Linked DNA regions of Homo sapiens: region 1 is linked to region 2. A link is an interaction called in ENCODE POLR2A ChIA-PET data of the cell type or tissue named here. Cell type or tissue: K562. All regions are shown on one strand. Links, peaks and the distances in the headings refer to the core of each region. The heading gives the core; the rest is flanking DNA. Region 1 overlaps TBL1XR1 (TBL1X/Y related 1). Region 2 has its middle 64 kb from the start of LINC00578.

What was found. ChIA-PET counts read pairs that join two places held together with the same protein. Peaks named below come from ENCODE experiments on the same cell type or tissue, not always from the same donor. Only the 100,000 strongest peaks of a DNase experiment are listed, where the experiment ranks them.
Region 1: POLR2A ChIA-PET joins it to region 2 with 5 read pairs; 3 of 35 experiments call an interaction of 5 or more read pairs at or near these places.

Annotation. Positions count from the first base shown.
Region 1 is chr3:177,097,011-177,107,990 of GRCh38, reverse strand. It overlaps TBL1XR1 (TBL1X/Y related 1), which reads left to right. Exons shown (of 16, transcript NM_024665.7): 2 at 9,450-9,525. Among named protein-coding and RNA genes, the nearest start is that of TBL1XR1-AS1, 65 kb to the right of the region's middle. In K562, for the core only: no CTCF peak of the experiment used is centred there; a DNase peak (open chromatin) is centred at 5,190.
Region 2 is chr3:177,372,427-177,383,406 of GRCh38, reverse strand. No RefSeq gene overlaps it. Among named protein-coding and RNA genes, the nearest start is that of LINC00578, 64 kb to the left of the region's middle. RefSeq lists an enhancer at 4,961-5,140. In K562, for the core only: no CTCF peak of the experiment used is centred there; no DNase peak of the experiment used is centred there.

The sequences.
Region 1 (10,980 bases), core at 4,028-6,527, 270 kb after region 2:
TCATTTTTTAATGTATTGTCTGTGGCTACTTTGCTGTATAATAGCAGAGTTGAGTAGTAGTGACAGAGACCAAATGGCCTGCAAAATAAAAAAATATCTGCTAACTGGCCATAGTTTGCCTTAGACCATTGCGTGCCAATGACTGAGAAGTAAGATGGAGTAGTTGTATTCAGATAATCTCAGTTGGTGTTTTATTATCGTAACTTGGGTGCTGGGCACAGAGAGGAGTTTTCTGTATTGAAATATATATAATATATGAGATCTTAAGAAAGGTAGTTTCGTTTCATGATCCCCGGATGGTGTATCTATGTGTGTGTGAACCAGAAGTGGCTCCTTGAATGGGTCAGGCAGATAACACAGCTTGTGTTTGCTGGTTCGAATGTATCATTTTAAGTTTGGTGAACAAGTTAAATTGAAAGCATTTTGGCAAACCAACACCGGATGAGAACTTGGCATTCTCCAGAATTAAGAATATTCCACTAAAAAAACCCCCATACAACCTTGATTTCATAAATGAATGTATTTCTGGCAGCTATTTTGATTGGAATGTGGTAGTTAAATGAAATATTTGTTTTAATTTACTGAAGGAAAAGCATTTGCTGATACTGTCTAGATTATGCCAACTTTCAAAATATGAAATTAAAGAAACCAATTTGAAAACTTTTTTTCACGTGAATCTGTAAGGAAATGTTTTCTGTAAGGACACATAAGAGCGACTCTTTGAGTTCATCAGTAGTGGATAAATAGAAACATAACATTTCAGAATTCTGAACCTAATATCTAGTTTAATGTAAGTGTGTATATTTTTTGTGTGTCCAAAGCACTTCAGAATGACAGTTTTCAGTTTAGTAATTATCCGCTGACATATTCTTAATTTTTTTTTTAAAGAGGCCTATTGCATTCTATTACAAAGTAAAAATTGAAGCTGTTTAGTTGTGAAGAGTGTTTGAAGAACTGCTTCATTTAGAAGGTGTTCATTATCACTGTGAGGTTATGCTAGTCAGGATGACTACTGTGGGCATATTCCAAATCTGTTGTAATTAAAAAGTTTTATAAATGATAATTTTTTTTTTTAGTAGTAATGCTGTTGTGTTAATTCACTAAAAGACATAATGTACCTGGATTCAATAGCCTTAGTAGCACACAGGACGGCAGAATCTGAATGGGCAGTTTGTGTCCTGCACAGAGGTACACAGCCAAGGGAAAAGTGGGCACTGAAATCCAGGCCAAGCTGTTTCCCTGTTAGCGGACTGTCTTCACAGAGGAAGGAGCTTCCTTTATAACAATTTATTTCTGTTATTTAATATGCATTATGTCTTATTACTATGCTAGGCACTGATTAGCACTTTTTATTCCACTCTCCTAACTTATTTTACAGATGAAAAAGCGAAGGCACTGAGAGAGGTTATCTAGTTACTAAGAGTCAGAGCCAGGGAGTCCAAACCCACCTGTGTGGCTCCACAATTCCAGGCTCTTAACCTCCGATACCACGTGGCTTCCTTTTTGTAATTTATTTTGCTAGAGTCTAATTTGCACAAAGGTACTGCAGAAGCTAGTGCTGGCGCTGATAATACACTTGAGTGCTAAGTTAGAAAGGGATGGGGCGCACGTAGAACAAACTTCAGCTCATTTGCCTAAGTGCCCACTAGAACTTCCTTGATGAATCACATATCCAGATTTTGTTTGAACATTGTCATTGATTTGCGCGATGGTTTCCCTTTATATTGAATAGGAAAAAAATACCTTTCTATAACTTCTGCCTACTACTTAAAATTTTGTCACACATAGCTGAGGCTCATTTGGGCTTTATGTGTTTTTTATGCATTTTCTTCTTTTTTTTGTTATTATGTTTTGAAGTCTTTTTAGGCCCCTTTCTGTTTATGGTGTCTTCATTATCATTGTCCTTACTTTTCTGTTCATTTTTGGGAGACAGATTGAGTTTATCTTTTGTTTGTCATCATTAATCTTAAAATTAGATTAATAAACCACTTAATTTAGTCCGATGTAGTATTAACATATTTCTCCCTCTAGTTCTGAACACCTCTCACTTTGCAATTTAGTATTTGAAAGAAGCGACTCTCCTGCCTTAGGTTAATAATTAGACCTGACTAGTAAAATTCTCCATCCTGTCCCTTCCCTTCCCACCCCCACCCAGTGGTTCTCAGTCCCCATTGGAATCACACACATGCACACACACACCCACACACTGACACGGGGTGGGTGGGGAGGATTTTAAATGCAAGTGATGTAGATCCTACCCTAGACCAATTACATCTGAGTGAGGGGCTCACCACGTCATAGTTAGGTTCTAATCTGGGGCATTTCTGTAGGACAGAGCTAATCAAAGACAGTCTTCTTGGCAGAGCCATTCTCATTTCTATTGGAAATGTGTTCAACTGAATGATTTGTGTGTTGTAGCCTAATTAGCTATTCAGATTCTTAATACCTTGAATCAGATATTCAAACCTTAGGAAGAGTGAGAAATCTATTAAGATGTAGGAATGTCAGTTTTCTTTTCTAACTTAAGTGCCAGTGTACCCACCTGTGTGGTCTTAGGCAACAAAGCTTGATATCCCCCCTTCATATTATTTCTTAGATCTTCGTTGCTGTTTCTACTGGTCCACCCCTCCTTCGGCCCCCCACACTTGTTTCTTTCTTCCAAACTGCTTTTTTAACAAAGGGTTTAGCAGCTATCAAACTTTATGTAAACAAGAAAACAGTGTCATATCTGTCGTATTTCAAAGGCACTGTAAGTTACACCATTAATTTAATAACATTTTGGGGAAAACAGTTATAGTTACACATTAATGCTCTACTCACTTTAAAGAAAAAATAACTTAAAATCATAGATACATTTTTATATTAGTTTTCAAGTATCCGTAAATTTGGAGTGTAAGCTTTTTCTCATGTTCAAAATCCCTATCACTGAAGGTTTGTGAACCGGAAGCTTTTGATGCATAGGCGTTAGTGCCTAAGTAATACACTTGACTTATGTTAGCATTAGAAACTGTTCAAACCAACCTTTAATTTTAAGAACTCTGTGGGTCATTGTAAGAGAGTTTGTGCTGTTGTCTTTAATTGCATTGCTTACCCTGTGACAGAAAAATTTAGAAATACTTGAGAGTTTTTTGTTTTATTCTTGCACAATAGTTTATTTTTGTATAATCTTAACATAAAATTCAATGACATGTGATGTTACCAGTGAAACTAATTCAACTAAGGTAGTAATTAGGTGATTAGACACCAGTGCATGTTTAAATTGTTTTCTTTTTATGTGAGTATGTGGTCTTGAGAATAGCTTATTTTTAAAAATTGGTGTCAGATAACTTTTGAATCATTTTTCCCCTAATCGCTTAAGTAACAATGGGAAATGAAAACATAGGCAGTAATTGCAAAGCTGTGCGTGATCTGACAGTGAGTCTGATCTCAGAGTCACTTAAGATATCCCTGCTGTTATAGCTCCTTCTGCTTTTCACCTGCCTTACCTTCTGGCTGTCTAGAATATTATCTGTATGTGTAATTCCATGGGAAATGAGGATCGGGTGAGGACAGTGGAGGATGTAATGCTTAGAGGCTTTGACGTATGCGTAGTATGTTGTTGGAGATAACATACTAACATTCCTTTTTGTAAAACGGATTAAGAAGATTCAGTTGAAACTCTGATTTACAAATATGTATATATTTAATTGTTCCATTAGGAGGTAATACTGTTTTTGTTTCTTTCTTAATTGTGCTTTCAATCATGTGCTAAGCAATTTAATTTGAACTTTTTCTGTGACTTTTCCTGGGAGTTAATTTAATAAAAATCTTTCTAAGCAGGGTCAATTCTGGTAGAATTCTTATATATTTCTCTCTCTCTCTTTTTTTTTTTTTTGGAGACCGAGTCTCGCTCTGTCACCCAGGCTGGAATGCAGTGATGTGATCTCAGCTCACTGCAACCTCTGCCTCCTGGGTTCAAGTGATTCTCCTGCCTCAGCCTCCCGAGTAGCTGGGATTACAGGCATCTGCCACCATACCTGGCTAATTTTTGTATTTTCATTAGAGATGAGGTTTCTCCATGTTTGCCAGGCTGGTCTTAACCTTCTGACCTCAAGTGATCTCCCTGCCTTGGCCTTCCAAAGTGCTGGGATTATATTTTTCTCTTAATTCATGGGGTGACTTTCCCAAATTCTGTACATTAAAACAAAATAATTTTATTTTTTAAGGATACCAGATATACTTCCTTGAACTTGTTACTGACCACTAGGTTCTAGATTAGAGTGTGTTGCTACCTTAAATAATAAGTTTTTATTGTGTTTGTACCTTTGTCTAGGAAAAGGGCCCATAATGTCCATTAGCTTTTCAAAGTTATCTATAAATTAAATAAATTTACTTCTAGAGACTGCAATGTAGTATTTTTGAAGAACAGTCAAAATATATCATTTGCTTTTCTTTAGAATTTTTCCATGTTAAAAAAACTTCCTAATTGTGTGTAGGTGGCAGATCTTAGAAGATGTCTGCTAAGTCAACAGTGTCTTTCTATGCTGTAAGCCTTATCTAAAATTAATACTTCGTTTACTTTAGATAAAATGCTCTGAAATACATTTTTGGAAGCAAAGCTTTTTGTTTGGAGACAAAACACAAACCTTACAGCCATTTATTTTATTACAAGAAGTAAATATATTTAGTTTATGTAGTACACAAAGGAGGTGATAGTTTTTACACTAATAATGTGATTGATCATGTACTTCTTGAGTTTCTTGTTAATGATGGAAGATCCACCTTTATTGGTCACCTTCTGGAAGTGGTGTTAAAGTTACTGGTATATAACCAGGTTCTCTCAAGCATTTTCAAAGTAACAATCCACTGGTGAGTTTTTCCTTCCCAGTGTGATTTATTTGTTCAGTAATTCAGTGTCTACTGCATTTTATTTTCAAATATGTTTATATCTATTTCTCTATATCTAGACACTAACATTTTATCAGCATATATATCTTAAGAATCATGTATGTTCAAGGCATTATTCTTAGTTCTGTTAGGGAACAGCAAGATGATTAAATCAGTCCTGGGTCTCTAGAAATTTGATCAGAGAGGTATGATAGAAGAATAAGGCACTATGCGGTTGTGGAAAGGGAGATATGTTAAGCTGGGGCTCATTTCTCTCTCTGGATGGTGGGGTGGATAATTAATGGAGGAAGCTGATTGGGCCTGATCTTTGGAGGAGGGATAGGAAGATTTGTGAGCAGAACCGTAGTCAGAAGGACATTTCTGGTAAGGAATGAGGAATGTCAGGGCAGCCAAAGAGTGCAGATAACACTGCACACAGTGATCTGCTGTGGTGAGAGTAGAGAATGTTGAGTAAAAGTAGAAATGCAGATAGACGGGACACACATGTTTTGGACTTGAATTCCTTTAATACAAATAGTTTCAATAGTTTCAATATACATTGTCAGACTATCTTAAATGCACCTTAAGTTTTGTAATTCCTTTGTAAAGTATATCACTATATCTTTTAAAATTCAGATGTTTATTTTAATTACGTGGTGTGCTTTATAAATGCATTGCATGATGGCTAGGACATAGGTAAATGAGTTGACTAGGAAAACATCTAAGAAATAAAAAAATATGGTCCTGCGTATGTTTCTAGAAATTTTCCAGATTAATTTGCAGGTGCAGTTGGTATACCATTTTTCACATATTTATTCACCCTTCAAATCCTAGAATCAAATACTTTTTAACCATGTCATCAACTATTAAATCACTATTGTGGTCTTTCTCCTTAACGACTTGTAGTATTAATAGGAAAAGTTAAATGAATGAATGAAGACAAAGGTAGAGAAAAGGTAATTAGTGAAAACTGAGATTAGATACATCTATGAGGGTGATGAGAGACTCACTGATGACCGAAAAGTTAGAAAAAGAAACTGGAAGAATGATCTGATTTAGCATTCTATAAAGGTAGATGTATGTAAGTTTGTGTGTTATATGTGTACCATATCTTATTAGTTTCTATGTTCATTTATTTATGTTCATTTCAAAGTAAAAAAAAAAATTCTAATGGTTAATACAGGGGTTCAAATTTGTACCCTCATTTGGTTCTAGTATAAGAGAGTCATGTAGAACATATTGTACATAATGCTATTTGGAGGAAAAAGTGGAGGTTCCGCAAAGCACCGGTGATACATTCATTCATTCGTTCTGTTTCCTGGAATTGCTATTATTTCAGCTTAGTATTGTAAGTTTATTTGTCTTAGTCCATTTTCTGTTGTTATAACAGAATACCATAGACTGGGTAATTTATGAATAAAATAAATTGATTTCTTATAGTTCCAGAGGCTAGAAAGTCCAGGCTTGAGGGGCCGCCTGTGGGAAGGGCCTTCTTACTGCTTTATAACATGTTGGAGGGCATCACATGGCAAGAAGGCAAGAGCGAGTCAGCTCAGGTCCCTTTTGCTCTTCTTATAAAGTGGCCAGTCCCATCATGGGGGCTACACCCTGATGACTTTATCTTAATACTAATTCCTCTCAAAGGCCCCACCTCCAAATGTCATCAACATATGAATTTGGGGATTAAGTCTCCAACACATGAAATTTGAGGGACACAATTAAAACACAGCATGTATTCACTTGTGTTTAATTACATAGATTTGTAGATTTTATTACCCAGTTTTAACCAAGCCTCACCAAAACAGGCTCATGACTTAATCTTGCAAAAAAAAAAAATTGCATCTAAAACCAAAATAGTTAAGAAACAAGCCAATGGCGGAGCCAGTACTTAAACTACAAGAGTGAACTCTTCACTTGCTATGATCTAATCATTTAACAAATGTCTGAAAAAAAAATAGCGATTGTCATGGCTGGGCATGGTGGCTCACGCCTGTAATCCCAGCAGTTTGGGAGGCTGAGGCGGGCAGATCACCCGAGGTTGGGAGTTCGGGACCAGCCTGACCAACATGGAGAGACCCCCGTCTCTACTAAAAAATACAGAATTAGCCAGGTGTAGTGGCGCGTGCCGGTAGTCCCAGTTACTCGGGAGGCTGAGGCAGGAGAATCACTTGAGCCTGGGAGGTGGAGGTTGTGGTGAGCTGAGGTCGCGCCATTGCACTCCAGCCTGGGCAACAGCGAGACTCCGTCTCAAAGAAAAAAAAAACCAAAGAAAAAGAAAATAGCAGAGCCAATACTTAAACTACAAGAACGAACTCTTCACTTGCTATTATCTAATCATTTTATAGATGTCTGAAAAAAATTAGGGATTATCAAGAAAGATGTTTGAAATGTAGATTATTTGGCCCAGCACAGTGGCTCACCCCTGTAATCCCAGCACTTTGGGAGTTGGAGACGTGTGGATCACTTGAGGTCAGGAGTTCGAGACCAGTCTGGCCAACATAGTGAAACCCCGTCTCTACTAAAAATACCAAAATTGGCCAGGCGTGGTGGCTTGTACCTGTAGTGCCAGCTACTCAGGAGGCTGAGACCAGGAGAACCACTTGAACTCAGGAGGTGGAGGTTGCAGTGAGCTGAGATTGTGCCATGGCACTTCAGCCTGGGTGACAGAGTGAGACTCCGTCTCAAAAAAAAAAAAAGTACATTATTCACTGTTGGTGTTGATGAGCTTTGCTCTACAATTAAGTTGTACCTTTAGATACTAGTTAATGATGTAAAACTATCATTAAGACATTAAGAATGTAGAATGTTATGAACAAAAATATTATAGCACTGTAAATAAATAATTTATCTATCTTTTACTTATGTTGGGAGTTTTTCTTGTTTGTTTGAGACAGAGTCTCTATCACACAGACTGAAATGCAGTGGCATGGCCATCTCAGCTCACTGCAACCTCTGCCTCCCAGGCTCAAGTGACCCTCGTGCCCCAGGCTCCCGAGTAGCTAGGACCACAGCCATGCGCCACCATGCCTGGCTGATTTTTTGTATATTTGGTAGTGATGGGATTTCACCATGCTGCCCAGGCTGGTCTCGAACTCCTGAGCTCAAGCGGCCCGCCTCGGCTTCCCGAAGTGCTGGGATTACAGGCATGAGTCTCTGTGCCTGACTTCTTGTATGTGTTTTAAAATACACATTATTTAGTAGTACATGTTAATTATTTATAAATAAATTGAATGCATGTATGCCAAAAAGTTTTGTGACAAAAATGCTCCATTGATTTTTAGATAACAAGTAGCCCTATATAACTTTAGCTCAAAAAGTGACAAAAACTTTATACTGAAATAATTGACATTCATAACAAATGACCTTGAGGTAAACAGAGCCTAGTGGTATCTAGTCATGATGTGTAAAGAACATTTCCTCAGTCTGTGCTAGAAAGGACCTACCGAGTAGCTCATAAGTGCCTCTAGGCAACAAACCTTGGGGGCTCACGCCCACGCCCTGTTTTGAAGCACCAGGGATTGGTGGGATAGTGTATGTGGCATAATCATCATTTACTTAGTTATCTTCTTACTTCACCTAATTGGTGTAGGAGCTAAACCTCCCATATATAGTAGTAAACTCCTTTCTGTGGTGTCAGCTTGATTTTACTCTTTAGAAAACTGTACTCCGTGGTGGAAACTGTACTGGTCAGTGTTCCAACTAAGAGTCTCCTCTGACATGGTATGTGAAGTATAACTTTTTTGTTGTTGTTGTTGTTGAGACAAAGTCTCGCTGTTGTACCCCAGGCTGGAGTGCAGTGGTGCGGTCTCGGCTCACTGCAACCTCTGCCTCCTGGGTTCAAGGGATTCTCTTGCCTCAGCCTCCCAAGTAGCTGGGATTACAGGTGCCCGCCACCACGCCCAGCTGATTTTTGTATTTTTAGTAGAGACAGGGTGTCTCCATGTTGGCCAGGCTGATCTCGAATTCCTGACCTCAGGTGATCCGCCTGCTTCGGCCTCCCAAAGTGCTGGGATTACAGGCGTGAGCCACCGCGCCTGGCTGCAAAGTTTAACTTTTATATTTACACAAACGGTTTGTGGAATATAAGGTGCCCTGACTTAGCAATTGAGAAAACTGGATAAGCCCTATAAAGTTTAAAGAGAACAGAGTTAATAAGTTTTGATTGAAATTGTTTCTAAACCAATGATATATTTCTCTTTATTATTAAACAATATAGAATGCAAGTTTATGCCATTCTTGGTGGCCCATGATTATAGATTATGAACATACTAATTGGACCGTAATGCAATAATATTTACATGAGTTGAGTTGCCTGGTGGTGAGACCACTTGTGTGCAGATGAATCTCTTTGAGTCTCATTTTGTTCACTGTGCCAACCTCTTATGAACGTTCTAAAGACTTGCCAAGTATTAAGCACTCAAAAGTTGCTGCTGTTGTTTATGATAACAATTACTTGGGGGAGAAAGAAATTCACTGGTGGGGACCTTAAAGAATATTTCAAACATGTAACATTTGGTATGGAAAATCTTTTAAACTGAATTTGTTTTAGGGCACATTGAATACTTTACTTTCCTTTTCCTCAGCATCAACAACAGCAACTTGTGATTGGCGGTGACCGGATATTCAGTTGCACATCCCCACATCAATGCACTGCCAATGGTAAGACTCTCCAACTCCCAATGTCAGTGTTTCTTATTCTCTTGTTTTTAGAATCTTTTGAGAATTTTGAAAGTTTCTCACAATTTGACAAAATACATGTGTTCCCAAGCTAAGTAAGTGTTTTTTTTTTAAATTTTTTATTCTTTTTAAATATATGTAGTTTAAAGTATTTAAAAATAACTTTTGAATATTTTGTAAAGGAAAAATTGCTACTTTTGAAAATTTCTATTTTCTTTTCTTTTTATGTTTTTTTGAGACGGAGTTTCGTTCTTGTTGGCCAGGCTGGAGTGCAATGGCGTGATCTCCGCTCACTGCAACCTCCTCCGCCTCCCAGGTTAAAGCGATTGTCCTGCCTCAGCCACCCAGGTAGCTGGGATTACAGGCATGCGCCACCACGCCCAGCTAATTTTTTGTATTTTTAGTAAGAGACAGGATTTCACCATGTTGGCCAGGCTGGTCTCGAACCCCTGACCGCAGGTGATCCGCCCACCTGAGCTTCCCAAAGTGCTGGGATTACAGGTGTGAGCCACCGCATCCAGCTGAGGATTTCTGTGTTCTGTAGTTTTAAAAACGTCTTAGCTACGGTCATCAGGATGAAAAATATTGTTATATCGTGATGGTCTTGTGTTTTGTCAAATGAACTAAATTTTGTGAATAGTATTTTCTTGTTAAAAATGCAACAGTGGCATTTTGCTCTTCTATTTTTGTCCATAATTTCACTGAAATAGATTGTTTTTGTGTATTGCATTTATCCTAATATTTTTTAGTTATGTGCATTTAAATGGCTAGGATTCTACCTGTTATAATTAATCATTTTAAGGAGAGTCATTCTTATCTACTTAAAAAGATTTTTAAGAAGCCTTTCACTGTAGAATATAAATGGCAATCATGTGATATAGCAGAAAGACTAGTGGACTCTGTGGGAGCTGGCATTTGCTTTATTTCCTGAATATACTATGAATCTTTGACTTTTGGCAGTACTCTTATAAAACTTAGGTGATGGAATTGGACTTTCTAAGGTTTATTCTAGCTGTATGTCAAGTGCTTATCATTGTTAACTGGAAGTCAGAGTGATTCTCTCTTAAAAAAAATTTCTTACCGAAATAATATTGTTGTGTATTTTGGGGATAAATAAATAGAAGATAAATGAATTTTTACTTTTTTAAAGAATCAAATAATAACATCTTACATTTATAAATATTTTCTGTAGTTCATTACCAACAATTTTAGTTTTACTAAATTAGGGAGGCATAAAAACTGATTGAGGTTTATAGAATTTGGTGGGAAATGATGTATCAGTCTGAAAGAAAAACTATTAAAAGTTAAGAACCAGAATAAGTGGTTAAGATATTTGTGAAAATATTCCCAGAAATAATTCCTATTAGAGATGGATTTTTTTCAGTATGTTGATAGGAGGATTTTCTCTGTTTAAACTCTTCTGAATTCCTATTGGGG
Region 2 (10,980 bases), core at 5,163-7,662:
CACCATCATTAATTATGATTAGACACATAGGGGAAGGAACAAGTTGAGGTGTCTGTGTGTTCTAGCTATCTAGTGTTGCGTGACGAACCACCCCAAAACTCAAGGTTTTAAAATAGCAATCACATTTATCTTACCAATTAGCAATTTGGGCCGAGCTCAGTGGGGAAATCTCACCTCGACTCCATGTGGTATCAATCAGGGCAGCTTGACCTGAAGCTGGATGCTCCAGTTCCAAGACAGCTCACTCGCACACAGCTGGCAAGTTGGTGCTGGCCGCCTGCTGGGACCTCTGCCAGGCTGTCTGCTCCAACACCTATATGTGGGTTCTCCATGTGGCTCTCTGACTTTTTCACAGCATGGTGTCCGGGGTCCAAAAGCAAACATCCCAAAACACAGCAAATGGAAGCCATCAGCTTCTCGAGGCTTGAACCTGACACCATATTACTTGCACTATATTCTACTGATCAAGCAGTCATAAAGCCCAGGCTCAAAACGAGAGACATAGACCCCACTTCTCAATAGGAGGCATTTCATATAGTTTTGCAGCCATGTTTTGAAACCTCCATACTGTAGGACATCTTAAGTCCCACTGTGGGACAGATAAGTTCAATAAATAATTTCATTTACAAATCTTAAAGGAACCTTTAGGAAAGAGGTCAAAAAACATATTCCAACTTGGGAAATATAGACAGAGGGACATTTACTGTAATTTTAATGAAGTTTAACTTTCATGCCCCTTACTTCCAAGATGAGGACTTGTACTTAATTTTATATATTTTTCTTACAGAGAAGCTCCAAAATTTTATAAGCTTCAGACTCCATAAAATTTTATGTACCCCTGGGTAAAATTTAAATAAGAGTAGATGAGATTTTCTGAGGAGACTGTATAGAATGAAAAGAGCAGTGGTGTAAGAATGGAAACCTGCAAATGTCAATATATTCACACCATGAGGAGAGAAAGAGGAAAGGGATTAGGAAGGAGATATTTAGAATATAATCAGAGAGTTAGGAGGATATCAGGAAAGAATTTTGTCAAACATACCAGGCAGTAGAAAGTTTCAGAAAGAAGTGGTTGGTAAATAGTCTCAAAATAAAGCATGAAGTTTGAAAAAAAAACTAAAAAAGAATCCTGTTCAGTCAGCATCATGAAGATTCATTAGCAACCTTGTCAAAGCAACAGAAGCTATTTTTCGGCATGTTGAGAATAAATGTTAATTTTAAAAAAATGGAGCTAGCAAGAGATTTGGCTGGCAAACATTAGAAATAGATGCAGGTGTAAGCGGTTGGGAACTAGAAAAATACATCTTTCAGAGGCTGTTTTCAGCAAAAATACAAGGGATACAAAAATATATAAAATATATATTTAAAATACATATAAATATATTATATAATATTTATATTTACATAATATATTTATATGCATTTTATATTTTATATATAATATATAAATATATTTTTATATATTTATATATTTATATTTATATTTTTTTATATATTATGTATTTTGTATACTTTGTATTTTTGCTGAAAGCAGGCTCTGAAAGATGTATTTTTCTAGTTCCCAACCTCTTACACCTGCATCTATTTCTAATGTTATATTATATACAGTTATATAGACTATTATTATATATAATATAATAATTATATAGAATATTATTATATAATATAATAATTATATAGAATATTATTATATAATATAATAATTATATAGAGTATTATTATAAATAATATAATAATTATGTAGACTACTATATATAATATAATTATTATATTATATATTATATTACTGTATTATATATTAATTATATTATATATTATTATATTAATATATTATATGTTAAAATACATTTTTAAAATATATTATAAATATTTTATATAATAAATATCTATAATAAATAATTATAAATAATATATATTTAAAATAATAAATATAAAATATAAATAAAAAATACAAAGTATACAAAAATATAATTGTAACTATTAAAGAAGTTAAAGCAATATCTTCAAGTATTTCCACAATGAAATGCCAATCTCAGATGGCTTCATGCAAAAATTCTCCCAATTTTTCAAGAAAAAAATCATCTGTCTTACACAATTTCTTCTAGGAAATATGCCACCAAATCATTTTACACAATCAGCATAAAACTGATACCAAAGTCATGCAGACATTAGAAAAGGGGTAAATTTTGGCCTTTTTAGTTCATAAATAAAGATGCAAAAATTTTAAACAAATTACTAGCAAAGCCAATTGGAATAGTATAGATAAAAAATAACATCCCATAATCAAGTTGCAATTATCTCAGGAATGCAGGGATGGTTTAATATCAGAAAAATCTATAATGTGGTTCAATGCATTAACAGATTAAAAAAGAAAACCATTGCTGGGCACAGTGACTCACGCCTGTAATCCCAGCACTTTGGGAAGCCGAGGTGGATGGATTACCTGAGGTCAGGCGTTCGAGACCAGCCTGGCCAACATGACGAAACCCCATCACTACTAAAAATACAAAAATTAGCCAGGTAAGGTGGCAGGCACCTGTAATTCCAGCTACTCAGAAGGATGAGGCAGGAGAATCACTTGAACCTGGGAGGCAAAGGTTGCAGTGAGCCGAGATCATGCCACTGCATTCCAGCCTGAGCGACAAGGGTGAAACTACATCTCAAAAAAAAAAAAGAAAAGAAAACCATATGACCATTTTAATAAATGCAGGAATAGAATTTGATAAAATTCAACATAATACAAACTCATAGTAAGAGAACAGAAGTGATCTTCTTAGGCATAGTACCTATTATCAGAAAATGTTGGTAGTATCCTCTTTAAAGTCAGGAATGAAACATTATCATTACTTCTCATCAACGTTATACTGAAGGCTCCATTTATACCAAACACCTAAGTACCCCCTCTTCTCCCAGTTTCTGTGCTAATCTCACCTCTCAGTCTGCTTTGCTAACTTGGTCTCTACCTGACAGTCACAGAGCATCTAGTTCCTCCAATCTTCCTCTCAATCTGAGCTGTACAATTGAACCAGTCTTGAAATTTATGGATGTTTAGCCAGACACAGTGACTCACATTTGTAATCCCAGTACTTTGGGAGGCAGAGGCGGGAGGACCAGTTGAGCCCAGGAGTTCAAGACCAGCCTGGGCAACATAGAGAGACCTTATCTCTACAAAAAAATAAATAAAATTAGCTGGACACAGTGGTGCATGCCTGTAGTCCCAGCTACTCAGGAAGCTAAGGCAGGAGGATCCCTTGAGCCCTGGAGGCTGAGGCTGCTGTGAGCCAAGATTGTGCCACTGCACTCCAGCCTGGGTGAGAGAAAGAGACCCTGCTTCCAAAAAAAAAAAAAAGAAAAGAAATTTATGAATTATTGAGTTCCACCTTTAGAAACTCCTATTTGATTGGTCTGGGCATACATAGCATGGGCATCTGAATTTTCTGTATCTCCTCAGGTAATTCTAATGTATAGCTCAGGTTGAGAACCACTAGATTACAGTTAAAAAAAAAAAAAAAGGAAGGAGAGAGGAGAAAAGGAAAGGGAAAGAAGAGTAGAGCAGTAAGTGATTCTCAAACATGGCCGCACATTAAAATCACCTATGACCTTTATACAACCCTGATGCCCAGATTCCCTTCTATATTGATTCTGAAATCAGAATCTGTGGAGGTATGATCCTGGCATAGTATATTTTAAAAGATTCCACATAGCTTTCTTATATGCTGTCAAGATTGACAACAACTGCTTCCTTTTTTTTTTTTTTTTTTTTTTTTTTTTGAGACAGAGTCTTACTCTGTTGCCCAGGCTGGAGTGCAATGGCGCAATCTCGGCTCACTGCAACCTCCACCTCCTGGGTTCAAACGATTCTCCTGCTTCAGCCTCCTGAGTAGCTGGGACTACAAGTGCACACCACCACGCCCAGATAATTTTTGTATTTTTAGTAGAGACGGTGTTTCACCACATTGGCCAGGCTGGTCTCAAATTCCTGACCTCAAGTGATCCACCCACCTCAGCCTCCCAAAGTGCTGGGATTACAGGAGTAAGCCACTGTGCCTGACTGGCACAAACACTTTAAATCCAACTGTCAACTCTGCGTCTTCTTTTGTAAGTCGCCTGGCTGCCCAAAGGCCCAAGGCTTCTCCTCCCTCACACCTGTGCCCATATATTCACTTCTGTCCACTAGGCAGCAGACTCCACAAGGGTGAGGGTTGTGACTTTCCTGTGTGTTATATATGAGAGCCGAAGCAAAGTTTCTCAAATCTCCCTTAGCTAGAAATAAGATTGTTTCCACATTACTGGCATATTCTGCAAACACAAATGAAGATTAATGGCTAAAAAGAGGAGAGGTACAGGAGCAAGAACCCAGGGAAGTGTTGATATTACCGATTTTAAAAGATGTGTGGGGGGTAAGTGGGAAACAGCACAAGACAGGGAGGAGTCAGCCTATAGTGAAATATGCACTAGAAATAGACCAGCCCTCTCCCCTTCAGAAGCACAAAACACATGGCAAGAACGGAGTCTGCCTCCACTCCCATCAAGCTCTGCACTACATTTCCCAGAAGTGACTTTTTCCACCCTTTCTTTCCCCTCTTTTCCATCAGTATTAAAGCCGGGCGCAATGGCTCACACCTGTAATCCCAGCACTTTGAGAGGCAGAGGTGGGTGGATCACTTGGGGTCAGGAGTTCGAGACCATCCTGGCCAACCAACACGATGAAACCCCATCTCTACTAAAAATACAAAAATTAGCCAGGCATGGTGGCGGGCACCTGTAATCCCAGCTACTCAGGATGCTGAGGCACGAGAATCACTTGAACCCGGGAGGCAGAGGTTGCAGTGAGCCGAGATCTTGCCATTGCACTATAGCCTGGGCAACAAGAGCGAAATTCTGTCTCAAAAGAAAAACAAAAAATAAAAAATAAATAAAGGGGTGAAAAGGGACTCCCCTAACCCTCACTGCCACAGTGGTGAGAAAAGAAATCTTCTCACACCCCTAGAATCCACATAGTAAGAAGGGACTTTCCTGCCTACGTGACAAGATGGGAATCCCCTGTCACAGAAGCATCTAGAAAGTAAGGGATGTCCGTCCGTAAATAGAGTATGCACCTCCCAGCCAAGGAAACCGATCTTCCTTGAAGAACAGCTCTATCTACACGTTTCATACACTGTCTCATTGAATCTGCTTTATCATTCCCATTTTACAGACGAGGAATCTGAACTTGTCCATGGTCACAGAACCAGTGAGTGGTAGAATCCAGTTGTCAGTCAATACATGTCAGAATAGTTCCAAAATCACTGTTTCTTCCATTGTAAAATGCACTAAGTTGTCCTCGTGGTCAACTTATTTTAGTTTTTTGTTTGTTTTTTCCTTTTTTTTCTATAGGTGGGGCAAGAGGCAAAGAAGATGTTTTATGTTTTTTGTTTTTGAGACGGTGTCTCACTCTGTCTCCCAGGCTGGAGTGCAGTGGAGCAATCTCTGCTCACTATAACCTCCGCCTCCCAGGCTCAAGGGATTCTTCTTCCTCCACCTCCCTAGTAGCTGGGATTACAATCACTCACCGCCACACCTGGCTAATTTTTGTATTTTTAGTAGAGACGGGGTTTCACCATGTTGGCCAGGCTGGTTTTGAACTCCTGACCTCAAATGATCCACCCGCCTCGGCCTCCCAAAGTGCTGGGATTACAAGCATGAGCCACTGCACCAGGCCAAGAAGATAGTTTTAAAGGGAGAAGTCAAACAAGATGGTAAAGGCTAAAAAATTGTTCTCAAAATGTTTCCAAAATATCCCTTATCATCTTGAGACGGAAGGCAACTCATTGTTGATCTCATGTTAAAGCAACACAGAATAACACCATAAACTTTTTCCATCTACCGTTATCAAGATCAAGGAACCTGGGATTTGTCTTTGTAAATATTATTGACAAACTCCAGGCCAGCGGGGGAAACCCCTATATAGCCCTAGGGAACACACTTAGCCCAGCCTATGTTCCCCAGCATTCTCGGGTAAAACCCAGCTTTCCCCAGGCAAAAGGTGAAGGTGCATAGGAAGTCCAACCCTGTTTGGGAGACTGCCAGACAGAGCCGCCTTCTCAGACCCACTCACCTGGAGCTAAGGTGCCAACACGGGCGTCACTTGAAAATAAGCAGAAAAGCTCTGCAAGTCCCGGCACGGCCACACCACCTCTGCAGTTGCTTCCATTGGAATCACTCCCTGACTCGCTGCTATGCCAGTTTATTTTGTTGCTTATATTCATTAGATGAAAATGATTTAATTAGGCGATTACGTTCGGGCTTGTTTGGTGTGCAGTATCACTCCTGCATTTTTTGGTTGTGTCCACGTATTTAAACCTCAGGGGAAAGGAGAATATTTTTATTCCCATGGCACCTGTCCTTTAGGACAAATTAAATATTGTTTTCTCTTGCTGCCTACCTCATGATCTCACTGCTTTGGGGCTGCATAATGAGAAAGAAACCATTTCAGTAATTGCCATATTGTGAAGAGCTGTAGGGAACGTTATAGCTACTGTATCATAGTACTGAAGTTTTCGTTTATAGGAATAAAAATAGTGATAGAGGAGAGTCCACAAATGCATTGTTTTTCAAGGCTGGCTCAGTCTTTGACTATCTGTGCCCCCTTGATAAAAAATGGCCAAAGATATGCAGACATAGTCTAACTCCTCTTTTCTCATCTGTGCACGTTCAGGAGAAGCAACCATGAACATGAAACAAAAGGGGAAAAACACAGAATGTTTCAGTGCCGTGCATGCAACTGATGCTCAAAGAAAAAAAAGAAAAATACTTGGCCGGGCGTAGTGGTTCATGCCTGTAATTCCAGCCCTTTGGGGGGCCGAGGTGGGTAGAACACTTAAAGGTCAGGAGTTTGAGACCAGCCTGGGCAACATGGTGAAACACCGTCTCTACTAAAAATACAAAAATTAGCTGGGCGTGGTGGCGTACGCCTGTAGTCCCAGCCACTCAGGAGGCTGAGGCAGGAGAATCGCCTGAACCTGGGAGGTGGAGGTTGCAGTGAGCTGAGATTGTGCCAGTGCACTTCAGCCTGGGTGACAGAGCAAGACTCCATCTCAAAAAAAAAAAAAAAATACGGCTGGGTGTGATGGCTCACGCCTGTAATCCCAGCACTTTGGGAGGCTGAGGCGGGTGGATCACAAGGTCAGGAGATTGAGACCATCCTGTGATTGGTGAAACCTCGTCTCTACTAAAAATCCAAAAAAAAAAAAAATTAGCCAGGCGTGGTGGCGGGCGCCTGTAGTCCCAGCTACTCGGGAGGCTGAGGCAGAAGAATGGCATGAACCCGGGAGGCGGAGCTTGCAGTCAGCCGAGAATGCGCCACTGCACTCCAGCCTGGGCGACAGAGCGAGACTCCGTCTCAAAAAAAAAAAAAAAAAAAAAAAAAAAACAAACCTGCTGATTTGATTTTTAATATGATTTACATTCTAGGTCTTTTCAAATGCCCTCAACATTAAAGACTAATGCTTCTGAACAAAAGCAAGTTCTCTCGTTCCCCAGGAGTCCCCTCTGTACTTTCCAATCCCCTCCCCCTCCAAATCACTCATACAACCCTTCCATAATTTTTCTCAGGCTCAATCCTATACATAAAGTACCATCTTTCTGATTAGGATCTCACATTTTATCATTTAGTAGCTCCTGAAATCTTTGCTCCTCCTAGGAATGCCTTTTAATCTGTCTCCCATACCCACACACACTAGGATGTGATTCCTATCATTCCTCTTCTCGAAACATCTCACAAAATTAATGTACTTATTTGCCTATAGGTAACAAAGACTTTATTTCGTATGTCTGCTCCTTGTTCAACTGCTTTCCCCCATAATGATACAGCAGTGAATATAGTAAGAAAACAGGAATCCATCTGCTGTGTTGGAGACAATCTCTATACCCAGTTTGCTCCTTGTCTGCAGTGATACTTATGATGGCATTTAAGAGAGCCTAGGGAGAAAACCAGACTGGAAACTTGCTATTTCAGTTATCACAAGCAAGAACAGGGCATCCTGCTTGCCTGTCTGTCCTCATTGGTGTCACAGGCATAGGTTACACTCGTCCATGCCCATAAGAAAATATCAGAAAATGACTGAACCATGATCGCTTTTTAAAATTGTGATTCACATATCATACTCATCACATCATTCAAGCCTCTTTGTGGCCGGACGCGGTGGCTCACTCCTGTAATCCCAGCACTTTGGGGGGTTGAGGCAGGAGGATCACCTGAGGACAGGAGTTCGAGACCAGCCTGGCCAACATGGTGAAACTCTGTCTCTACTTAAAATACAAAAATTAGCCGAGCGTGGTGGCACATGCCTGTAATCCCAGCCACTCAGGAGGCTGAGGCAGGAGAATCGCTTGAACCTGGGAGGTGGAGGTTGCAGTGAGCCAAGATCGCGCCATTGCACTCCAGCCTGGGGGATAAGAGCTAGACTTCGTCTCAAAAACAAAGCCTCTTTGCCCATGGCAGCAAGGCTCTGGGGTTTTTACTTTGTTGTTGCCGTTGTTGTTGTATTACCTTGAGTGTTTATAAAAACATCTCAGGTATTTCTGAGTAAACCAGCTGCTTCTGCTCCACTCGTGAATTTTGCAGTTTACTGGGTTCTAGCTCCATGTCAAATGGTAGCTATATAAACAATCTCCTCTACACATGTCCTTTACATGCACAGGAGAGGGCCTGCCTGGTACAGCCTGCCATCCATCCATCAATCCATCCATTCAGAATATTTTTATTAATGGCTTGCAATGCATTGTTCTGGGCATTGAGGATATTACCCTAAACAAGGCAGACAGGAACCCCATACTATGAAAATTACCCTGTAAGATAGAAGCCTCTTTCCTGACCTCTAGATGAAGTCCCAGAGGAAGCCTGCCTCTGTCCTTTTGTAGACTTTCTATAGTTATAACAGGCTTAGCTGGGGCGGCATCCTGCTCTGCTGTTAGTTTTCTGTTCCCCACTGCAGCACGGGTGAATCAGAGCAAGTAATAATCATTGGTTTGTACAGTGCCCATTTCTAGATTTTATTTCATAAACCTATGCCCAGTTCACATCTAGTAATAGAACGTGCTCAGACACTGTGACTGCTGTGCCAGTCAAAGCCAAGAGACATTCCTAATTCAACTGGATAATATTTTAATGTGTAAAACTTGTGGCTTTTTTTAGACAAGAAACATATTAAAAGAATGCCTAATTCTATCCAGTTCAAAGATTATAAGAGTTGGATGCAAAGATCTACAATTTAAGGTTCAGATCTTAAGATTTGTGATCTTACAATTTACGTATCTTAAGAGCCAAAAAAATGAAAAATCCAGTCCAGCATGGCTGCTTCCTGAGCCCTTGCCTTAACTTGGTACAATTAGATATTGCAGATTGCATATCTAAAAGCCAGTTAAGTAGCAGACTTCCCTGACAGACAAAACTAGGAAAAGCTTCAGTCGAACCTAGTGGACATCGGATCACCCCAAATGGAGGCCATTTACCCAGCAACTATGAAAAGAAGCCTGCCAGAACATTTTAGTTCTACACGACACTCTACTAATACCCAGGCCATCTTCTCCAGGCATTAAGTGCCTTCAACAAGCCAAGAAGGCAACTCCCATAATCAAGTAGAAAGGTGATGCAAACTAAGTATTTTGTGTCCCTCCAAAATTCATATGTTGAGGCCTAAATCTCCAATGTGATGATATTTTAAAGGTGGGGCCTTAGGTAGGTAATTAGATTATGAATGGGATTGGTGACTTTATAAGAGACATTAGAGAAATGATCTCTTTCTCCACCAAGTGAGGGTACAATGAAAACACTGTCGTCTGTAAACCAGGAAGACGACCTTTGCCAAGACCCTTACTATGCTGGTGCCATGATCTTAGATTTCCAGCTCCAGAACTGTGAGAAAAGTTTCTGTTATTTAACACACCCAGTCTATGGCAATTTGTTATAGCAGCTGGAACTGACTAAGACTGAGGGCAATCCTCAAAATTCATCAGGGTAATACATTTGCTTCATAATAGATAAGCATCTTTTTAAAAAAATTTTTTTGACATTTTTATAGAGACACGGTCTCACTGTGTTGACCAGGCTGGTCTCAAACTCCTGGCCTCAAGCAATCCTCCCATCTCGGCCTCCCAAAGTGCTGGGATTACAGGCATGTGCTATCATGACCAGCCAGATAAGCATCCTTTAATTCCCATAAATTTTGGAAATTGAGTTGATAAATGCTTAATAAAAAAAAAAACCTGTAATCTTTATAATTTTGTTATTAAGGGATATGTGAATATTTGGAATTTAAAAAGTCACATGAGACTTTGGCCTCTTCATGTAACAGTTCAGCCCTGTAATTCCACCTTAAAATATATGATTGAGTTATTGATTTAGAGTTTAGATTTACACAATTTTAATGATATAATATTGGAAGATTTAAGAGATTTTAGTGTTCCCATAGCTGAATTTGATTTGTTAGATTTACAACAGTTATTTAAATACTTAGAAAAGGTCTGTTAGCTAAAGCAAGCAACTAAAGTCTATAAAAGGAAAATCAAGCACATTTAAATCATAAATGAAATTTAAAGTGTTCCAGGCTGTTTATTTAAGTTTGTGAAAAGGACCAAATATTAGTCAAAGGCTGCTTTAAAAATGATTGTTAAAATTTGCTCGATTTATAAACAGAAAAATAAGATTTATAAACTGAACTTAAAAGCTTAAAAAGAACTACATGTGTGGATTTGTAACATTAATTAATTGATTATTAATTTTTAAAGCGAAAAAACTCAGTAATCTTTTCTGCACACAAAAACTGCCTTGAAGGATAATTTTTAAGCCATATTTAACAACCTTCTTGGGAACTCAGTGAGTGAATGAGGAAAAAGAATTACGCTCACGAAGAAAAGGTAGATAAAATATATTTTTAAAAATATGGCCCAGAGTTAAAACTAAATAGTATGCTTTCACTTACCCTCTCCTACCTTCCAGTA